Regions from separate parts of the Homo sapiens genome. Here region 1 is linked to region 2. The links are chromatin loops, found by intact Hi-C in ENCODE. Cell type or tissue: ascending aorta. All regions are shown on one strand. Each heading gives the region's core, and the rest is flanking DNA. Links, peaks and the distances in the headings are about the cores only.

Region 1 (2,808 bases), core at 152-2,651, 200 kb after region 2:
TGCAAATTACATTGCCCAGACCCCTTTCCTCTAGATGCATGCATAAGACCAGCTCCTGCTGATGCAGTGTAAGTGGAAGTAATGTGTCACTTCTGGGTGAAGGCCATTGAGAGTCTTTTGCCTTGTCCATACTTTCCTTCTGACTTCTCCTTTCAAAATATCCATGGACACAACATGTGTTGAAGATGGCAGGTAGGTCTGGGAATGACTGCATTTTCTACAGCCATAGACTGGCCGATTGAAATGGACTTTCATGGGAGTGAAAAATAGATTTTGTTTGTATTATGCTCTAAGACTTCAGAATTTATCAGTTATAACAACTAACATAATTTACCTTAATCAGTACAATTCTTTGTCCCCATAGACATACACAGTGTTATGGGCTGAATCTGTTTCCCCCAAAATTCATGTGTTGAAGTTCCAACCCACCCCACCCCTCCCCAGCCGGCATATTCCAGAATGTAACCATACTTGGAGAAAAGGTCTAAGGAAGTGATTACGCTGAGGTCATTAGGGTGGGGCATTAATCCAATATGACTGTGTCCTTATAAGAAGAGAAAGATGCCAGGGCTGGTGTGCACAGAGGGATGACCTCAAAGAGGCAGCAAGAGGTCAGCCATCTACAAGCCAACTGAGAGGCCTCAGAAGAAACCAACAGGCACTTTGGTCTTGGACTTCCAGCCTTCAGAACTGTGAGAAAGTAAATATCTGTTGTTTCAGCCTCCCAATCTGTGGTATTTTGTGACGACAGGCCCCAGCAAACAAATGCACATAGTAAAGTCACCTCACGTACCATCTCATTTCTCTCTTATTTCCCAACAGGTCTGCATGAATTTTTAACCTGTAGGCATCTGCTGAGTCCTTAAGGATGCTAGTTTGCTAGCTCTCTTATCTCTGCCATAGATATCTTTCATGATCCAAGATTAATTGTGGAAACTCCTGTTCTCAGGCAAACTCAAACACACACCAAAGCATGCACACACACACACACACGCACACAGTACATGTTGCTTTCCTTGATATTTTCCACATTTCATAATTCTCTTGATCACAGAGGTTTATTCAATGAAATTGTACCAAGGGCTGCCCTAGATTTGAACTTAGCCCAGTCTGAGACCCCACGGGCAGCTAGATGAGTTAGGTGAACAGAAGCTCCAAATATTTGTGAAAGATTCTCCTTTCACTGCATCTCCTTCCTAGCCAGAGCCCTCAAAGCTTGTCACTAATAACTCCCCTAAGTTATAGGTTTCTGTGACACAGAATCTATCTCCTGAGACCGTGAGCATGAGCGCTGCCTGGTATGTGCAAGGTCAGAGGACCCTGCCCACTTCCCTCCCGCTCCCAGAGCCAAGGCTACCTGTGGAAGCTACAAACCTGTCTAACCATGGAATTGCCATGTGGAGCCAAGATCATGCTCTGCTGATGGAAGCAAGATGCATGATCCTGAGCAACCCACAAAACGCAAGGCACCACCTTGCAAAAGCTGTGTTCTGGCTCAGAGCTTTCGAATAGGCAACCATCCATTAACATACAAGTTTCCGAATTATACACAGGGCTACCTGCTTGGCTGATTGTATTTTACCCTTTAGCTTGGAAATCTTGTTTAACACAGCTCCCTCTACTGGGCTATTGCTTACTCTGAAGCTTTTGGTGTCCAATTTGGGAGAAAAGAACCAGCCCAGTTAGCTGTTGAGGAACCAGCTGATAGAATGAAGGCGAAAATGGCATTGTCTGATGCGAGAATACTAAGGGATGTATACATGGGGCCCTCTGGGTTTTTGCCAATCCTGTTTGGGTGTTTCCCTACCTTAGGTCCCTTTTGGCATCTTAGTAATCTGTCTTCTGAGAAAAAAGGGGCAGTAATCCTGACCTGCCTTCTAAGGGTTACAGGATAATACGGTTACAGCATATTCTTCTAGGGAAAAATACGATCCCAAGTTCAGTCCACGGGAAGTCAAGCATCAGAAACAACAGGGCAAAGGTGTTCCTGAAAGCCAAGCCAGAACACATTGACAGAAGGGCCCCTTCCAAAATAAAGACAGCCCTAGAGGACAGCAGGCAGCCAGGCAGAGTCTTATCTGGGACATCAGTGGGCATTCCAGGCTCAGACCAAAGACTATTCATGGACCTTTGTAGAACTGCCACAGACTCTGAAAAAGGGACGATCCAGATTTTCTGTTTTCATCCTGGAAGTTCTTTTTCCTTTCTTGCTGCAGAGTGGGGTCAGAAGGAAGCTTTCAAGCAAGGAATGAGGCAGGGAAGTCCCTGAAAATGTGCCTCCTCTCTCTGCAGAGCTTAGCACAAGGGATGTAGATGACTCCCAGTCAGGCAGAGAGCTGAGTCCATCCCTGTCACACACATAAGTGTCATGTATGACGGAGTTTGAGGGAGTCCAATAAACAGTACATTTTGTCTCTGTTACAGGAATCAGGCAAATGAAGATCCAAATCGACAATATTGATAAAAGTCAGGCTGGAGAATGTGGCTTTCAATATCTTAGCTAGGTGGACGTTTCAATATCTTCTCTTGAACTAAACTCATTCACTGGGCTACAAGCAGCACCTTCCTGGCCACAGCCAACCTCTGTAAAGTTTATGACACAGAGCAGTAGAAGGAAATGATCTCCACCAGGGAAAAACCAGAGCCACTCTGTCCTAGCTCCCTCTCTGGAACTAACTCTCCAATCAGATAAGCCATTCCTCATCTCCTGGGGAGATGAGTAAAAGAGGTAAACAGTGGCCAGTTTCCTCTAGTGGAGATCTTTTCACAGAGAAGGAAGCTCAAGAGAAGGAAGTAAGCATCCACCAG
Region 2 (2,808 bases), core at 35-2,534:
TGATTCTTTTTTTTTTTTCTGAGACGGAGTTTCACTGTTGTTGCCCAGGCTGGAGTGCAATGGCGTGATCTCAGCTCACCACAACCTCCGCCTCCAAGGTTCAAGCGATTCTCCCGCCTCAGCCTCCCCAGTAGCTGGGATTACAGGCATGTACCACCACGCCCGGCTAATTTTGTATTTTTAGTAGAGATGGGGTTTCTCCATGTTGGTCAGGTTGGTCTCGAACTCCTGACCTCAAGCGATCCGCCCGGCCATCTGATTCTTATTTGATGCTTAGTTTATTAAAGGCTAGAACTGTGTCCTTTTCACTTCTGCATGTCTAACAACAGAGGCTTATACATCGCAGGAGCTCAAAAATATGTATAGGACAACAGGAATTACAAAAGAATTAAAGAGTCTTTCCCTATTAAAAGATGACACTAGATATCTATAACTAAGAATAGACAGATACCTGGGCAAAATGTGCACTTTTTGAGTGCTGAGGCTGCAATCCTTTATTGGGTACAATGACATGTCCACATAAGCTTTTCCCAAAGAATGTGAATGAAGTTCGACCCAATATGATGACATCCAGGGCAGGGGACAAGATTCCCTTTCTGGGACCTAAATTTTTTTGTGTACAGGGCGTACATGGATTCTATTCTGAAATGACTAAAAATTCTCTAAATAGCTCCAAGAGGGAAGTCTGTCTTCCCCTCCCCACATACTGATGATATCTGAGCACAAGGAGAAGCCACTGACAAATGTAGAAACCTGGTCCTCATCTGCAAAAATGAGTGCTTTGAACTAAATAAACCTTATAACCTGTTATAGTTTGAGAAATATTACATATTCCATTATTTTCCTGGAGAGGTTTAGCCGATCATACTGAAAAACAGAAACCAAACCCCAAAACTCACCAATGGTTAAGCTTTCGTCTAGGGAAAAAAGTGACTTTTACGAGCACACTGCTTATTTTGTGGTGACTGCAGAGCCCAATATCTAATCTGCTTCCCCACTTCCTGTGTTATGAAATGCTGGACATAGTTTTCTCTTGGCTCAGTGGCAATTTGATAAAGAGCGAAGAGCTGAGATGAAAGACATAGTGAACACTGCCCTCTTTTGTCCACCCTGGGTTTCTGCCACTTCTCTTTGGTAAGTGTATCAGGCAGACACGAGTTAAAGTCGTGCTAGTTAAGTAAACCTTGGTGTGTAATTCCATTTCAGTTGTTCTCTGCGTGACTCCCCGGTTTCAGCAGTGTGGAACATCTTTATTTTGGTGTCATAAACATTTCAGCTTACCCAAGCCTGCCACTTTGCGCCAGAAACCATTTAATGATGGTTGTTCGGTGCCGACCCCAAAAAAGTGGATGTAAAGCAAAAAAGAGGCTCTATTGTCTGAGGTTTTCCTGCTCCGTTTGGATTACCAGGGAGTTAAAGATAAAACCCCAGGCAGAAAGCTACATGTCAGCAGTAAGGGAACAAGATTACCTTCCACGTTACTCATTTAGAAGAGACGGCTTTTGTCTTAGTGTTTTGAGAAATTCTTCTTAAATAATTTGGTTATGACTTTCTTGTGTGTTGTGTGAGATATGTAGGAAGGAGCTTTATAAAGGAAATATAGTGCCACGTTGCTTAAATTTATTGAGGCAACCCTAGCAAGAGAAGTGCATTTCTGTTTGTAGAACAACTTATACATTTTTCATAGGCATAAACAGAAATTAAAAATTAATATGGGCTGGGTGCAGTGGCTCATGCCTGTAATCCCAGCACTTTGGGAGGACAAGGCGGTGGATCATCTATGGTCAGGAGTTTGAGACCAGCCTGGCCAACATGGTGAAACCCCATCTTTACTAAAACTACAAAAATTAGCCAGTCGTAGTGGCAGGTACCTGTAATCCAGCTACTCAGGAGGCTGAGGCAGGATAATCAGTTGCACCTGGGAGGCAGAGGTTGCGGTGAGCCGAGATCATGCCACTGCATGCCAGCCTGGGAAACAGAGCAAGAAAAATAAAATTAATATGACCTCCTTTCTTGGCTGACCTGAATCATACTTTGCAGTTATTTTTTTTCTTGTGAAAGTGAGTTTGTATTTGGAAGGTCTGCAGAGAACACCAGGGATGAAGAGGTAGAGGAGGGAATAACGTTAGTTAGGAGTACAGTTTAGAGTGCTGTTGGCTGTTTGCCCAAATGCAAATTATTTAATTTGATCTGAAAGCTTTAAATGTAATATTTGTGAGGATTCAGTCCATCAGTAAATCATCAGATATGTGTGTACATTTGCTGTGTACCCAACTAGGCATCAGGGCGTACATGACAATAGGGGAGATTGTGTTCTGGTTGGAAAAGGAAGAATTAATTTAAGAAAATAGTTTGGAGTCTGCTTCCTATAATTTTGTTCTTAAATTTTAACCTAGTGGCAGCAACTTTATGTCCTTTCTCTCCCAGGACAGTTCTAGGGACAAATATTTAGCTCCACTGTGCCTACCAGGGAATTGTATTTTATAGAACGTGTGCTTTGATTGGCAGCTTGAAAAACATGGTTAAAGTCGTGATCAGCACGAATGGAACAGTCAGGAAATGGGTCCCAGGGAACTTTTCCATTCCCACTACTCTTTGAAAAGCCCTGCAAAGATGCTATTGCAAATTTCTGTCTCATCAAACCGGGGATATTACCTTTATAAAAAGAATGCAAGGACTCATAATTCATGATATCCTCTCACCAACGATAGATCTCTAAATTATCAGGAGTAAAGTATATTTAAGAGTAAGAAAATATCTATCAAAGAAGAAAGTCAAGAAATGAATCTGTTTAGTTGTTTTCTTCCT

Evidence for each region. Peaks named below come from ENCODE experiments on the same cell type or tissue, not always from the same donor. Only the 100,000 strongest peaks of a DNase experiment are listed, where the experiment ranks them.
Region 1: a loop joins it to region 2, with 2.6 times the contacts of the local background. A loop is called at or near these places in 43 of 110 quality-filtered maps.

What each region holds. Positions count from the first base shown.
Region 1 is chr4:53,705,428-53,708,235 of GRCh38, reverse strand. The region is part of intron 1 of LOC100506444 (a long non-coding RNA gene); the gene reads right to left. Among named protein-coding and RNA genes, the nearest start is that of LNX1-AS2, 110 kb to the right of the region's middle. RefSeq lists an enhancer at 2,762-2,808. In ascending aorta, for the core only: a CTCF peak has its summit at 1,627 (motif pointing left); no DNase peak of the experiment used is centred there.
Region 2 is chr4:53,907,108-53,909,915 of GRCh38, reverse strand. All of the region lies in intron 1 of LOC124900702 (a long non-coding RNA gene), which reads right to left. Among named protein-coding and RNA genes, the nearest start is that of CHIC2, 160 kb to the left of the region's middle. In ascending aorta, for the core only: a CTCF peak has its summit at 1,104 (motif pointing left); a DNase peak (open chromatin) is centred at 1,105; H3K4me3 peaks cover 934 bases; H3K27ac peaks cover 1,025 bases.